Linked DNA regions of Homo sapiens: region 2 is linked to region 1. A link is a loop called in an ENCODE intact Hi-C map of the cell type or tissue named here. Cell type or tissue: heart left ventricle. All regions are shown on one strand.

The links. Hi-C counts contacts between places; a loop is a spot of excess contacts. Peaks named below come from ENCODE experiments on the same cell type or tissue, not always from the same donor. Only the 100,000 strongest peaks of a DNase experiment are listed, where the experiment ranks them.
Region 2: it touches region 1 in a loop (2.6-fold over the local background); 4 of 110 quality-filtered maps call a loop at or near these places.

Annotation. Positions count from the first base shown.
Region 1 is chr10:4,652,690-4,660,689 of GRCh38, forward strand. It overlaps MANCR (mitotically associated long non coding RNA), which reads right to left. Exons shown (of 4, transcript NR_024475.1): 2 at 6,764-6,991; 3 at 4,912-5,036. It overlaps LINC00705 (long intergenic non-protein coding RNA 705), which reads left to right and starts at 3,467. Exons shown (of 3, transcript NR_015425.1): 1 at 3,467-3,631; 2 at 7,293-7,422. In heart left ventricle, CTCF peaks have their summits at 4,087 (motif pointing left) and 4,297; a DNase peak (open chromatin) is centred at 4,072.
Region 2 is chr10:4,371,432-4,379,431 of GRCh38, forward strand. No RefSeq gene overlaps it. Among named protein-coding and RNA genes, the nearest start is that of LINC00703, 8.8 kb to the right of the region's middle. In heart left ventricle, no CTCF peak of the experiment used is centred here; no DNase peak of the experiment used is centred here; H3K27ac peaks cover 2,011 bases.

The DNA of each region.
Region 1 (8,000 bases):
TTGTGGTGTAACAGAGGCTGGCTACCTCCCAGATGAATGAGCTTCAGGGGGAAATTAAAGTACTGCTGTCAGCAGCTTTTATTTACTAATTCCTGTTGTGAACTATGTACAAATGTGGACCTAAAATACGAGATAAGGGGCTCCTCACTAATAGAGTAAATAGGGAAAACGAAAGGGAAAGTCACAGCCAGCTAGTAGAGAAATAAGCTGTAGCATCTTGCTTAACGCATGTATATAGGTTTTCAAACAGGTTTAATCGATTTCAATTTTGAAACTTGAAAAGTATTATGGCAGTATCTCATGTAATATTATTTTACAGTTGATTGGACTGACAAGATGTATAATTTTTCTATTTTTTTATAGTATTTATTATAATGTAATTGTTATTGTATTTTAAATTAGTATTTAATATAATGATAACATTTGTTTATAAAGTCTATAACTTTTAAGAATGAGACACAATCAATCTCTTAATGGCACCAAATAATCATTTCCACATAGTCAATGTTATTTGAACAAATGAATAAACAAACTCTGGAAAATCATCACAAAAGCAGTCTCCACCATCTCATCAGCACTGGGAAGCTCTGCGAAGCTGCCTGGGGCGCTAGCAGGCAGACACAATGCCGTCGTAAAAGCCTCCCTGTTTTTGCAAGGGATAGGTTTTACAACCAATAATTAAACGATTAGGACATTCCATCTCTTGTCACCATGAGGTGGGACCCTGCTGTTCTAGATTTTCCATAACACTGAGTCATCGACAAAATTCAAGATTCAGAATCTTCTCTACGAATCTTGACGTATTAAAGCATTTACTTGTAAACTAATGGCAAATGCTTATATTAAATTTAAATAAAATATTAGAGCAGTTAATCGCGTCTTTTTTTCCATTCTACTCACCTGAGACATGGGGCAGCTTGAGAAGTTTCTGGAAATGAGGTTAGGTTAGGCACAGATTCTCAGAAATGATCTATGCAAAAGACTTTGGAATTATAGTGTCATTTTTTTCAATCCTATCAAATTTACTACTGAATATATTAAAGTGTGGAAAGTTGAGAGATATCAAATGTCACTGAATAAAAATGAGATCAGATTTATAATTTGGAAGATTGTGTCATCATTTGGTGTCTGAATTTTTTTGTTGTTGTAATTTCTGCCCTCTCCCATCTAGACTACTTAACATTCTTTTGCCCATTATAAGTTATCATAGCCCATAAATTTGACAACTTCATTAAAATCCAAACGAGGACACTAATATTTGGCCCATTTCTTCTGGCTGACATTTTTTGTTCTAGAAATTATCTCTCTTTACCTGTGAATACCCAGTTTACTCTCTACTATTCCCTAAAGTTAGCTTTCACTCAAATACACATTTACAATTATAAAGTTACTTTATTTCCATTTAGATTGCTCCTGGTCTCCACAGAGATAGCAAAGATTTCAAATGCAACAGGCTATTTAGCAGAAACAGCCATTTTCTTTTATATAAATTGTTATCTTAGTTCAGTTATTTTGTCTTTAAAAATACATTGCTTCAAAAAAATGCAAACTGAACTATGCTTAATTCAATTCTTTCCATTGGCATGTAAATTTTAATTTACAATATAGCACCAGGTCCTTTTAGTGGCTTTGTTTAAATTGTTAGAGAGACTAAGACTATTTTAATAAACAATTTCAGAAATACAAAAATCTAGGGAATAATACGCTCCAGTTTATGACCGTACAAAAATATGTATATTCACCTATCCTGCTAATGGGCATTCTGTTTATTTCCATTGTTTATTATAATTTAAAAATTACTACATCTCTTTATTGACCATTACAAATTCTTCTTCTGTCAATTGCTTATTCTTATCCTTCAATGTTTTTTTTTTTCCTTTTTTGGTCTTTTCTTTTTGATTTATTAGGCAATTTTAAATAGTTTGATTACTACTTCTTTCTGTGTTATATGCACTGTCAATCTGTTCTTCCCTTCAATGGCTGGTTTGTTGTTTTTACCTCAGAACATTCGGTCAAGTGTTTCAGAGGTTAAACTCTATTTGTATATTTATTGCCTTTATGACTTGTACTTTTTCTTTATGGCCTGATTTCGATAATTCTTTTCTCCTTCACAGACCTAAAGAGCTTTTTCTATATTTTCTTCTACAATGTTGAAGTTTTATTTTTTACATTTAATTTCACATTGAGTAAAATTTATTTTTTATCTGTTGTGAACTAGAGATCTGCCTTTTCCATGTGGATATCCAACTTCCCAGGAATATTGAAAGAGAAGCAAATCTTTTTTTTTTTCTTTTTCTCTTTTAGTATACAAAAGGATGTAACAAGATCCCTAGGACAAATCTGATGTTAACTGAATTAAGTGGATTAGTATTAAATTAACTGGCCCGATAATTACAGGAAGGCATTATAAGTCCCTAGGGAGCCCAAGGAGGGTGAAGCCTCATGCCCCTTTGGGTAGTAATACAGGGACTAACTATACTCCTTGCTCCCACAGGACAGAACATTCTCTAGGTTTTTCATTCCCGACTCAGTAGCACTCAAAGCTTTTCTTAAGGTAAATTAAAGTTATGGAGAAAGGCATCACTCTGTAGCCACTGTTTTCCAAGAGTAACATTCCAAGGCAGTATCTAGGGAGCCAGCAAAGATTCTGTCCTGTCTACCATTTTCCCATGAATGACATCATAATAGAACCTCCCGGTCTTATTGCCTTTTCTTATTGGTAACAAAAGATGACAAACTAGGTAATTTATATTAAAAAGTTTATTTAGCTCATAGTTCTAGAGGCTGGAAGTCCACAGTGCCGGCATCTGTGAGGGCCTTCTTGCTGCCTCACCTCATGGCAGAGGGCATCACATGCTCAGAGTGGGAGCAAGGGAGCCAGGGAGAGCTCACAGGCACAAGAATAACGCTGCTGTGATAATAAACCCACTCCTGGGACAGCAACATTCATCCCGTCATGAGAACAGAGCCCTCATTCATCCATTCATCTCATCATAGGGGCAGAAGGATTACATTTCTAACACATGAACTTTTGGGGGACACATTCAATACCTAGCACTCCCAAAATATTCACTAAGAGTGAGAGTAAATTGATTTAATTTCAGACTGTTCTTGGCAGTCCATAAGTAGAGATTTCCAAGTTTTACAATAGAGAATTAAAATGATTGAAAAATATTCTAAAAAAAAAAAAACAACCTGCAGAAGAAAGCTAGAAAATCAGAAGATGAAATATTTTTTAGGCATAAAATATGCATGCAGTTTATAGACAATGGAGATGTGCTAACTCTTGAAAACGTGCTTCGACATCTCAAATTGCTTAAGGCTTTTGCAACAAAATAACTTACCAGTGTCAGGCCATGGTAGAATATGAGTTCACAATGAATTTTTATGCCTGGGTTTCTGTGACCCAAGTTATGCTGAAGAATATGAGAGACACCACCTTTTAAAAATTTTTACATAGCCTGCGGCCACTGCAATTCGTTAATCCCTTTGGAAAATTGCTTAAGCCTGGCATGTTTTGTAATGAACTTTATCTCTTCACTACCAAAAGTCGTAAAAAGGAACTTCAGTGAGGAAAGAAACACAATTGATAATTGAATATTTCAAAGAGATCAGCATTTTAGAAAACTGGGTATGTATTAATATGCTATATCTGACATATGACATGAAAATGACATATATAATATAATTTTGTTTATACTATTATATATTTTATACATTTTGTGTTATAATACATTTTGAATATATGTATATATATACACATACATATATACACACACACAATATATATAGGAAAATAAAATTAAATATTATCAGAATGTTTATTTCTTGATGATGGGAATTTGAGTGGTTCTTTTTTTACTTTATTTCTATTGTTATTCATTTGGTATTTTCCAAATTTTGTTCAGTGATTTTTTATTACTTTTACAATGATAGACATTATGTTTGGAGGCAGAAAAAAGAAGGGAACAGACAAGAAACGTTCATTTGAAAATTCTAAATGCAGAACATACCTGAAGTCAAAGTGTCCCCCGTCACTGAAAAACCAAAGCCACCAATATCAAAGAAGCGTGGGCCCTTCCGCCCCCTACTGTCTATCTTCAGTAACTGTCCAGTGAGTCTCCGCCTTTTGTTAGCAGGAATCTAAGAATCTCCTGGGAAGCTTGCTGTTTGCAAAATTAGGAAATCTTGAGCTACATCCTCAGATAATCTGAGGCTGGATACCCTCAAACTATACTGTGAGAAACATCATCAAAATTAAGTTACATGACGTGATCACAGCTATAGTAATAAAATCAGAAAAAATATGGACATCATATTTAGAAACACAAATTGGCAACGAGATTTCTTTCAGTTTTAAAAAAGTGTATTAGTATATAACATAATATAGTATGTATTAAAATAATATACATTTAAGGGTATATAAATATATGCTTAGTACACATTGTCAGTATTAATATCAATACATTACCTTTTATACATATGTATGTGTGTTTGTTTGTGTATTTATGCACATGCAGCTTTATATTTGCCTATGTAGTTGTATATATGTAGAGTGCATAGTATAGTGTGGATGTGTGCGTATGTGGTATGCATATACCACACACACAGAGTCCTGCACATACACACACAGAGCCATGCATCGTTTAACAATGGGGATACATTCTGAGAAACGCATCCATAGGTGATTTTGTTGTTATGCAAACATCATAGTGTGAACTTTCACAAAACTAGACAGAAGAGCCTACTACACACCTACTGCTGCTAGGCAACAAACATGTACAGCCTGTTATTGTCCTGAATACTGTAGGCAATTGTAACACAATGGTATTTACATATCTAAACATAGAAAAGATACAGTAAAAATATGGTATAAAAGATAAAAATGATGCACCTGTGTAGGACACTCACCATGAATGCAGCTTTCAGGACTGGAAGTTGCTCTGGCTGGGTCAGTGAGCGAGTGGTGAGTGGATGTGAAAGCCTTGGACATTACTGTATGCTACTGCAGACTTTACAAGCACTGTACACTTAGACTACACAAAATGTACAAAAAAATTTCTCTCATCAATAATGAATTAACCTTAGCCCACTATAACTTTTTTTACAGTATAAACTTTTCACTTTGTTTTAACTTTCTGACTCTTGTAATTACACTCCACTGAAAACACAAATCCACTGTATAGCTGAACAAAAATATTGTCTCTTTTTATATCCGTATTCTATAAGCGCTCTTATATTGTTTAATTTTTTAATTTTTAAACTTTTTTGTTAAAAACTAAAACACAAACCACACAATAGCCTACACCTACACGGGGTCAGGATCATTATCACTGTCTTCCACCTACATTTCTTGCCCCATTGGAAGGTCTTCAGGGGCAACGTCACGCATTAAGCTGGCATCTCCTATGATGACAATGCCTTTTTCTGGATAGCTCCTGAAGGAAGTGCCTGAAGCTGTTTCACAACTGACCTTTTAATAATATATTAACATAAAGAGTACAATCTAAAATAACAATAAAAACTATAGCATATTAAACTAGTAACCTAATCATTTATTATCATTGTCAGGTATTATGTGCTATACCTTATTGTATGTGCTGTATTTTTATATGACTGGCAGTGCAGTAAGTCTGTGTACACAAGCATCACCACGAACACAGGACTAATGCATTTTGCTACAGTCTTACAGTGGCGACTGCCTGATGAGTTGGCAGGAGTTTGCCAGCTCCATTATAATCTTGAGGGATCACCATGGTATATGTGGTCCTTCGTTGAACAAAACGTTGTTATGCTGTACACGACTGTATGTACTTTTACAAATAATGCTGCATTTGTCTTTTTAGAAATTATCAAGATCCTAACCTGCGATTAACATCTGCATTTTAACTCTAAAGCTGATAAAAGCTTTTCCTCACTTTGAAGTTATTTGAAGTAGCAGGTTTTTTAAAAGATGACATATATAAGTTCTTAAAAATCATTATTTACTAATTTCAGCATTTCTTCTGAGCTAAGTTTAATATTGTAAAATCTCACAAGCAATTTATTTAAGGTCAGTTAATGACATTGAAGCCAAATTCCTTTTTAAAATACGCTCTCAGTTGCAATTGAACACAGTTACACGTGCCTCTTTGAAGGAAAACGTAGGCACAGTGATAAATGCAGCGTTTCCTTACCCATAACCAAATAGAAATAGCTGCATCAACATTCCGAGCCCAGGACAAATAGGGCTGAAAAGAAAACAAGAAAAAATCATCAGTTTGGCAGCAAATCCACTGTCACTATACTCCCTGGCACTTGCCTTTGGCCTGGAAAGCACTTGTCAATAACGGCTTCTTTGTTTTCTGAGACGTCATCTGTAAATACTGAAATATTGAAACCTAGTCCAGGCTTTGATACCGCATTCTTAAACCTGTTTTGAAAACCTGAGATAATTGCTTTAAAAATGCCTTCATCTATCTGTTATTTGATTTAGAAATACATTGGATTAGGTCTTATAAGTCAAGCAGAAACTTGTCTTTTTTTTTTTTTTTTTTTCTAGACGGAATCTCACTCTCACCAGGCTGGAGTGCAGCGAGCAATCTCGGCTCACTGCAGCCTCTGCCTCCTGGGTTCAAGCAATTCTCCTGCCTCAGCCTCCCGAGTAGCTGGGATTACAGGTGTGAGCCACCACACCCAGCTAATTTTTGTATTTTTAGTAGAGACAAGGTTTCACCATGTTGGTCAGGATTGTCTCGACCTTCTGACTTCGTGATTCACCTACCTCAGCCTCCCAAAGTGCTGGGATTATAGACGTGAGCCACCATGCCAGGCCGAAACTTGCCATTTTTAAACATACACACTTGTCCTTTATGTGATGTTCTCCTGGTGCTGAATCTGTCTGCCATTCCCAGATTGTGGAGTTGGGGGGTGAAGTTCCTGAAGTCATTTCTAGGAGGGACTCAGTATCCTATATTCATCACAATTGATGCTGTAACCACAGCATGAGATGCTGTGAAGAACAAATGAGATAAATAATGTGAAAAGGCTATGAAATGAGTGAAGCCCCATGTAAACAACTGGTACCAAAAGCTTCTCACTGCTACTGAATTGGAAGAATTAAGAAAGAGGTGGATGTCAGCTTTCTTTCCTCCTCTAGTCGATTCACTTTTCCCCAAACGCCTGGTGAAATGTGACTCTCGTGTGTGTATTAACTGCAAGAGTGTCACAAACACTGCCTTCCACTATGCCTCTGTGGAGCAAACTTAACAGTAAAATTTAATCTAAAAATTTGTCTTGTCTTTTTTATGCAGCTTTTTGGATTGGCTCACAGTTTTCCTACTTTTCTGTCCTGTCAGTTGAGAAGAATACATTTCAAGAGATGCTCTTGGAAAACACGTTTGATGGAGAGGTTGATTTTTGTAACCTGTATGCCGTAGTCAGGTACTCTTGGTTCTTGGTATAAATTAGACATATAACGGAAAATTCTATTCTATTACTAGAACTCTCTGGAGCCCCAAAGCAGGGTCCCTGACAGAAACTGCATCTCCAGGGGACCTAACCACTGTTAGAACTTGGGGCCACGGGGTGAGGAAGGCATGAATGCCAACCCTGTGCTAATATCTCCCTCCTCCCACCTACCACATGGGAGCCCAGGCAATACAATCTATAGAAATCAGCTTCCCTGACTGAAAAATTATGTAGGAAAAGGGAAGAATTAATGCAGGTAAATGAAAGAAACCCAGCACACCCCTAATGTCTACTATATAGCTGTTTATAGGCATCCCAAAATCAATCAAGAAGGTGTGCCTGACACTTTGTAGATTTCTTGAAAGATTTCCTTTCTCTGCACATCTCTATCTCCCTCTCTCCCTCTCTCTGAGTCTCATCCTCCTCTTCATTCTTTTCTCTTCTGCCCCTTCCCTCTCCATGCTATCTCTTGCTCTTCTCCCTTCCTTACCCTCTCTGTCTCTCCCCATCTTTACTCATTATGGCTACTTTGCCTGACTACTCTTGAGTTA
Region 2 (8,000 bases), 280 kb before region 1:
TCACACACACAAACTGTGGTATTAAATGCAACTTTAGAATTTTGGAATATGTTATCGTTTTATGCAGGTTTTGTGAACCTTTCCTAGAGGCTGTTCTTGTTTTTGCAGAAAGTCAATCTTGTAGTGATTATAACTGCAGGTCAGAACTAGGATTTCATGGGGATAATGTAACGTTAACTGTACGGCATAAGGTACACAATTCTGCATTCAATATGTTGTTATTTTATGTTACTACCAAACTGACTAAGATTAAAAGGACACACAGTAACCAATGTCAGTGAGCACAAGAAACAATTGGAGAGCCCATAAATTAGCAGCATCAACTAGAAGCCAACATATGCACACCGTCATCTTCAGTAATCTCATCTCCAGGTATGTACCCTGTAGACGTGCGTGCCTATGACTGCCAAAATACATAACATTTAAAGCAGCACTGTTCATAATAGTCCCACAGTAGAAATAATCTAAATATCCATGACCAGTAGAAGAATAAATAAACTGCTGTGAAATATACCACAGTGGGGGACAAGAACAGACTGCTGTTACGTGCAACTGAATGAGCCTCACTAACTTAATCTTGGGATAATACAGCCAGACACAAAAGCACACATTTCAGTTATTTGAAATTCCAAAACAGGAAGCTCTTCTATTGTCTTGAGGTCAGAAAAGCAGTCACCTGAGTTGAGGGTCTTCATTAGCTGGGAGGTGGTATGAGGAAGGCTGGAGGTGTCTTGTGTCATGATGTGGGTCACAGATTAAATGTCCACAAAAGTTCATCAAGTGTGACTTTATGATTCATGTCCTACATGTAGGTGTACCTCAGTTAAATGCATACATATATGAATAAAATCAATGCTTCAAGGAACTAAAGCACAATAAAAGTAGAGGTTAGTTTTGTGTGATAGAACTGTGATTGGGTTTTATTTCCTTCTCCGCACTTTTTTTCCTCTCTACATTTAATTGAATGCACACTTTTATAAGAAAAAAAGTCAATATTTATATAACACATAAGTAACTATAATGACAGAAATAAAGGCAAGGATAACACTTACATTTTATATATGTTATAAAATTGATTGGTCCAGTTCAAAGTTTAGTCAATTTTGCTCATTTTGTACTTACTGTTCTTAGGTTTTATTTTATAAGAAGTGTGTTCAAAATGAGTGGCTTACTATTTAGTCCGTAGGATAAAATCGTTTTTTTCTAGTGCAATATGTTATCCTTTTGTTAGGGGTGTTTTCTATTCAGAACGCATTCATAAAGACTGTCCAAAGATTTAACTCTTGTGGCTTAGGGGAGAGATGTAGTCACTGAAGATGAGAAGGACTGTTTTGTTGCTCTGTACGTCACTGTGGTCTGTTGAAATTGAAAACATCTGTGCAAAGGAAATGACCCTCTAATTAGAACAATGTGTACGGCATAGCAACTGAGGTTGGGAGGCTGATTGAATAGCGCTTGAATAAAGCTCTTAGCCTTTCAGGTTAGGTTTTGTGTTTATAGGCTGATGTTGGGTACACATCTGTTTCCACCTCCTGTACATTTCTTGGGTTCAGAACAATTGAGTTTCCACTGCAGACATGCCTCCTGAAAAATACTTTTGGCTTAGTCTGTCATGTTGTTGGTATTTTTTAATGGAAATTTTTTCCTGAGATCATTATAGATTCACCTGCAGTTGTAAGAAATACCTTCTCCATTGTTAACATTTTACAAAATGATGGTGCAATATTACAACTAGGATATCGACATTGATAGACTCTATCCATCTTATTCAGAATATCCAAGCTTAACTTGAACTCATTTGCATGTGTGGGGTGTGTGTTTAGTTCTATATGATCTTATCACATTGTAGATTTTGTCATCCGCCACCACAGTCCAGATGCCGAATGGTTCCATCAACACAACCATCCTCATATTGCCTTTTAGCCACACCCTCCTGTATCTTCCCATGGATTCCAACCCCTTAGCAACCACTAGTCTCTTCTTCATTTCTAAAATTTTGTCATTTCAAAGGTGTTACAATAATATAGGGTGTAACATTTTGGAATTGGCTTTTTCCACTTATTCCGCATAATTCCCCAGAGACATATCCAGGTTGTTGCTTTGCACTGCTCAGCGGTATCCCATAGTGTGTATGTGGGAGTTTATTCATGTCTTCAACTACATCTGAGAGGTTTCCAGTTTATGGCTATTATAAATAAAGTTTCTGGGTACATATGTATGCTGTTTTATCTGTGAAAATAAGTTTTCATTTGTCTGGGGTATCTACCCAAGAGTAAATTTACTGGGTCCTATAGTAATTGCTTGTTAGTTTTATAAAAAAAAATTGCAAAACAATTTCAGAGTGGTTGGGCCACTTCACAGGGCTGACCATAATGCACGAGTGATTCAGTTTCTGCACTTCCTCATCAGCATTTGGTATTGTCATTATTTTTAATTTTAGCTAGTCTAATAGATGTGTAATTGTATCTCATGTGGTCTTAACTGGCATTTTTCTAATGGCTAGTGATGTTGAAAATCTTTCCATGTGTTTATTTGCCATATGTATGTCTTTGTTACTGGAATTTCTCTTCCCGTCTTTGCCCATTTTCAAACTGGATTCTTCATTACTATTGAATTTTGAGAGTTCTTTATATATTCTACTTACTAGCCTTTGCCCTTTGCTAGCTATGTGGTTTGAAAATACTTTCTCTAGGCTGTAGCTTGTCTTCTCATTCTCTTCACATGGACTTTCACAGACAAAAAAAAAGTTTTTAATCGTGTTGAACTCCAAGTTATCAATTTTTTCCTTATGGTTCATGCTTTTGCTTTCAGTTATAATAACTCTTTGCCTAGTTTTTGCTCCTGAAAATTGTCCTCTATCTGTATGTATTTTTCTGAAAGTTTTATGGTTTTATACTAATGTATGCAATACATTTTAAGTTATTTTTTTTAAGATGTGAAGTTCAGGTTGAGGTTCATTACTTTTGGCTTATGGATGTCCAGTTGTTCCAGCATCATCTATTGAAAATGCTATCATTCTACCACTGAATAGCTTTTGCACTTTTTCTAAAAATCATTTGATCACATTCGTGTGGGGATATTTGGGTTCTCTATTCTATTCCTTCCCAACTTATGGGAAGCAAAGACCTATAGGTCTTTGCTTTGCTTTGTCAAAACCACACTGTATGGATTATTGTAGCTTCATAATAAACCTTAATATAAGATAGAGTGATTCTTCTTACATTATTCTTTTTTTTGTAAGGTTGCTTTAGTTATTCCAGGACCTGTGCCTTTCCATACAAATTTTAGAATAAACTTGTTTATGTCTACCAAAAACCCTGGTGAGATTCGGAAGGAATTGCACTGAACCTGTAGATCAATTTAGGAAAAAATGGCATCTTTACTGTTGACTTTTGAAGCCCATGAACATGATATTTCTTCCATTTATTTATGTCTCCTTTTATTTCTTTCATCAGCTTTTGGTAATGTTCAGTCTGTAGAGTCAGTATATGTTTTGTTAAGTATTTTATTTCCTTTGGAGTGATTGTAAATGATACTCTGTTTTTAATTGTTATATTCTCATGTTTACTACTAATATAAAGAAATGTTGCTGATTTACTTGTGTTGACCTTGTATCTTGAAACTTTACCAAACTCAATTAGTCTAGGATTTTTCTTTTGGTAGATACCTTGGGATTTTCCATATAGAAATCATAGCATCTGAAAATTGGAAGTGTTTGATATCTTCCTTTTCAATTTGTTTTTTTTCTTTGTCTTATTTTATTATTTACTTGTTTCAGTGCCATACATCCCCATTACTGTGTCAGGTAAGAGTCATGAGAAGACATTCTTGCTTTGTACCCAGTTCTAGGGGGAAACATTCAGCCTTTCATCATTAGTATAATGTTATCTGTAAACTTTTTGTTGTTGTTTTTTGTTTTGTAAATGTTCATTATCAAGTTGAAGAAATCCCTCTGTATTCCCTAATATGCTGAGAGTTTGATCAAGAAGAGGTGTAGAATTATAGTAATTTTTACTGAATCAATTGATATGATCATCTGATTTTCTTCTTCTTCCTGTTGATATGATAAATTGCATTGTAGAATCTTGAATAAGCCTTGTACACCTGGAATAAATCACATTTGATTATAATATATAATATTTTCTATACACTGTTGGATTTAATTTCTCACTAATTGGTGAACATTTTTGACTCAAAGTTCATAAAAATTGTTGGTCTGTAATTTTATTTTTTTTTACCACATCTTGTTTTGACATAAAAACTTATTAGCTTTATAAAGTAGGTTAGTAATTAATCTCTTTTTAATTTCTCTAGAAAAATATGTACAACTGGTATTAATCACTCTTCAAATATTAGATAGAATGAAAGAATATGTGCTTGGAAATTTCTTTCTTGAGAGCATATACATTTTAAATTCAATTTCCTTGATAGTCCCAGGCCAATTCAGATTGTCTACATCAGTGTGATTGTTTTAGTAGCTTTGGTTTTAAAGAATTGGTACATTTCTTTTAAGCTGCTGAATTTCTGAGCAGAAACTTGCTTGTAGTATTCACTTATTATCCTTTTAATGGCTGTTAGATCTGCCATGATAGCCCATATTGTATTCCTAATATTGGTGATTTGTGCTCTCTTTCTTTTTATTTCTTTAGTGTTTATAAAGGCTTTATTCAGCTCTTTATATTTTTATTTCCTTTGAGACTTCCTCCTTGACCTATGATTATTTATAAATGTGTTTTTAAAATTTTCATGCCTCTAGAGATTTTCCTGTTGTATTCCATTTAATGACTTCTGGTTTCATTCTGTTATGGTCAGAGTATATATTCTGTATGACTTCAATTATTTAAATAGGTGAAGATTTCTGTATGGCCTAGGTTATAGTCTATTTTGGCTAATGCTCCATAAGCCCTTAAAAAAGTGTATATTCTGCTGTTGTTTTTTGGATGTTCAATACACTTCAATTAGACACAGTTGGTTGTTGGTGGTGTAGAGTTTGTCCGTATCAATGCTGATTTCTTCTCTAGAAGTTCTGTCAGTTACTTACATAGAGGTTTTTACATCCCAACTATGATTGTGGAATTGTCTATTTCCTGCTTCAGCTCTATCAGGCTTTGATTCATATATTTTGTGGTTCTACTGTTTGGTGTGCACACATTTGGAATTCCTATGTCTTCACTGTGGACTGATTATTTTATAGTTATGTAACATCTCTCTTTGCATCTAGTGATTTTCCTTGCTTTGAAGTCTATTTTTCACATACTAATATAGTAAATTCTATTCTGTAATGATTAACATTTACATGAGATATCTTCTCCTATTCTTTACTTTCAACCTCCTTATGTCATTAAATTTGAAGTGAGTTTCATATGCACAGAAAAATGACTAGAAGGATTTTAATGTAAAGAGTTGGTCATTCACCTCATAAATGATTGAATTAATAAGAGGACACCAAAGCATTGAAATAAATAGAAAGGAATGAATCCATGATAATAACAATGACTGAGAACTCAGTAGATCTCTGTGGGAGGAGGTTTCTCAGACCTAGTGAGGAAGGCGTGTTTTTTCCCTATCCACTTACTATTAGAAAGGCTCTTAATCAATCCTTTTTGCCTGTTATGCCAGCTCCCCCGCTGTTGCAGGACAAGCTCCCTTTAGATCCTGGCAAGGAATGAGCCCACCTGGGTTACCTTTCATTGCTAGGTTAGGGTCAAAAACATCCAGGCTGGTTCCTCTTGTTCTACTGGGAGGAGGGGAGATGAAATATCTTCCTACCGTATTGGTCCATCAATCCTGGGGTCCTACATCAATTTGCCTCCCTCTTGCCACCTCCCAAATGTCGCCTGTGGTTGCCTGTTGAATAATTTTCAGGAATTATAACTGCACTTAGTTGGGAGGAAAAGGGGATAGAGGAAGACAGGGGAGTCTGTATTATCTGGTCCAGACTGGAATTCCTAGTTGTTTGTTTTTAAATGACAACTGATACTGTTCATAGTTTGACACAAATTAAATATCCGATTGACATAATTTCGTATGATACCAGAAAAATGTCGAAGGATTATGGTCTTAGCACTTAATGTGCATCACAAATGAACAACAATGCTTATTTTCAAAATCCCCAAATCTTGACTTTTAAAGCTTTTTTTCCTATTCTACACAGCAAAACTACACACTTATTTTTTCTCTTATTTGAGTTCTGTGTTTGATAACATGTAACATGCAAAACAGATAGAAATGGGGTTACTTTGCCACAGTGGATCCTTTTCCATGTCCTCCTTCATGTATTACGTACAATACTAGCCCCATGGAAATAATAATCCCCCGCAGCAGTGGTTCCCACAGTTTTCCTCCTGAATCAGCAACGTGAGTATCACCTGAGAATTTGTTAGAAATTCGTATTCTTACGTCCTATTCCAGATTTTCTGAATAAGGAATTCTGAGATGCACGGTCCTGCCATGATGCATGGCCTCTTCCCCCGCCTTTTTTTTTGTTTAGACGGAGTCTCACTCTGTCACCCAGGCTGGAGTGCAGTGGCGCGATCTGGGCTCACTGCAAGCTCCGCCTCCCGGGTCACTCCATTCTCCTGCCTCAGCCTTCCGAGTAGCTGGGACTACAGGCGCCCGCCACCACGCCCGGCTACTTTTTTGTATTTTTAGTAGAGACAGGGTTTCACCGTGTTAGCCAGGATGGTCACCATCTTCTGACCTTGTGATCCGCCCGCCTCGGCCTCCCAAAGTGCTGGGATTACAGGCGTGAGCCACCGCGCCCGGCCCATCCCCCTTTTTTTAAAGACTCAAATGACAGGGGCCAGATTACAGTAGATTCAACTTGACTGGAAAGAGAGGAAATAGAAATAATGAGAATAAACAACTAATAACACTCTTCTTCCTTAGTACCTGATTTGTATTCACACAGAATGACTTTCATTGGTGCATATCAACATACTCATCTATGTGATGAAACTTAAAGTGGTTTTATTTTTTCTACTTATACAGATCTTTACATATTATGAATAAGCATGTACTACATTTCACCAAGGCAAAGAAACAGGAAAAATGCTCTCTTGAGTAATTAGTTTCCAAAAGTTAGATTGACTACATTATCTGTAAAGTAATTGACTGTAATATTCCAGCTATGTATTTTTTACCTTATGGTACTCATTCAACTCTAATTCAGGAGGGTAATGTTCCAACAAGCTGCAACCTCCCCCTTATTATTTACAAGAAACCATAGTTCCTATTTTAGAAAGGCTATTTTTTTCTTTACTGACCCGATATATAATTTAATCAATCAATCAGATCTCCCTTTTATGCCAGCTGCTGTGAAGCATTAAGCAAATTACAGTTGATTGTTGAACAATATAGGTTTAAACTGTACAGGTCACTGAAAGAATTTTCTTCCACCTCTGCCACACCTGAGGCAGCATGACCAACCCCTCCTCTTCCTCCTCCTCCTCAGCCTGCTCAATGAGAGGATGGTGAGGATGAAGCCCTTTGTGATGACCCACTTCCATTTAATGAATTGTAAATATGGTTTTTCCTCCTCATTACTGTCTTAATAACCTTTTTTTCCTCTAGCTTACTTTATTGTAAGAATGTAGTATATATACATAAATATCTGTGAATTGACTATTGATGTTATCAGTAAGGCTTCTGGCCAAGAGCAGGCTACTGTGTTTTTGAGGAATCACAACTTTCACGTGGATTTCTGACTGCGACGTTGCTCAGGGCTCCTGTCCCCACATTGTTCAAGGGTTAGCTGTGATTAATATCTATAATATTATAAAGCACCATGTACCACAGTGGGTCAGAAAACTAATCCTGGGGCATAATTCTTAGGTATTACTCAAGAGAACAATTCTCTGAAGTGTAATGAGTTTGGGAAATTGCAGATTAAATGTAATTGAACGTCAACTTTGGTCTTTCCGTCATTTTATTTTTACTGCTGCGGGAGGTTTCGGCACCTTTAAAGGCTTCTCTAAGCATACAAACTGAAATATTTCCCA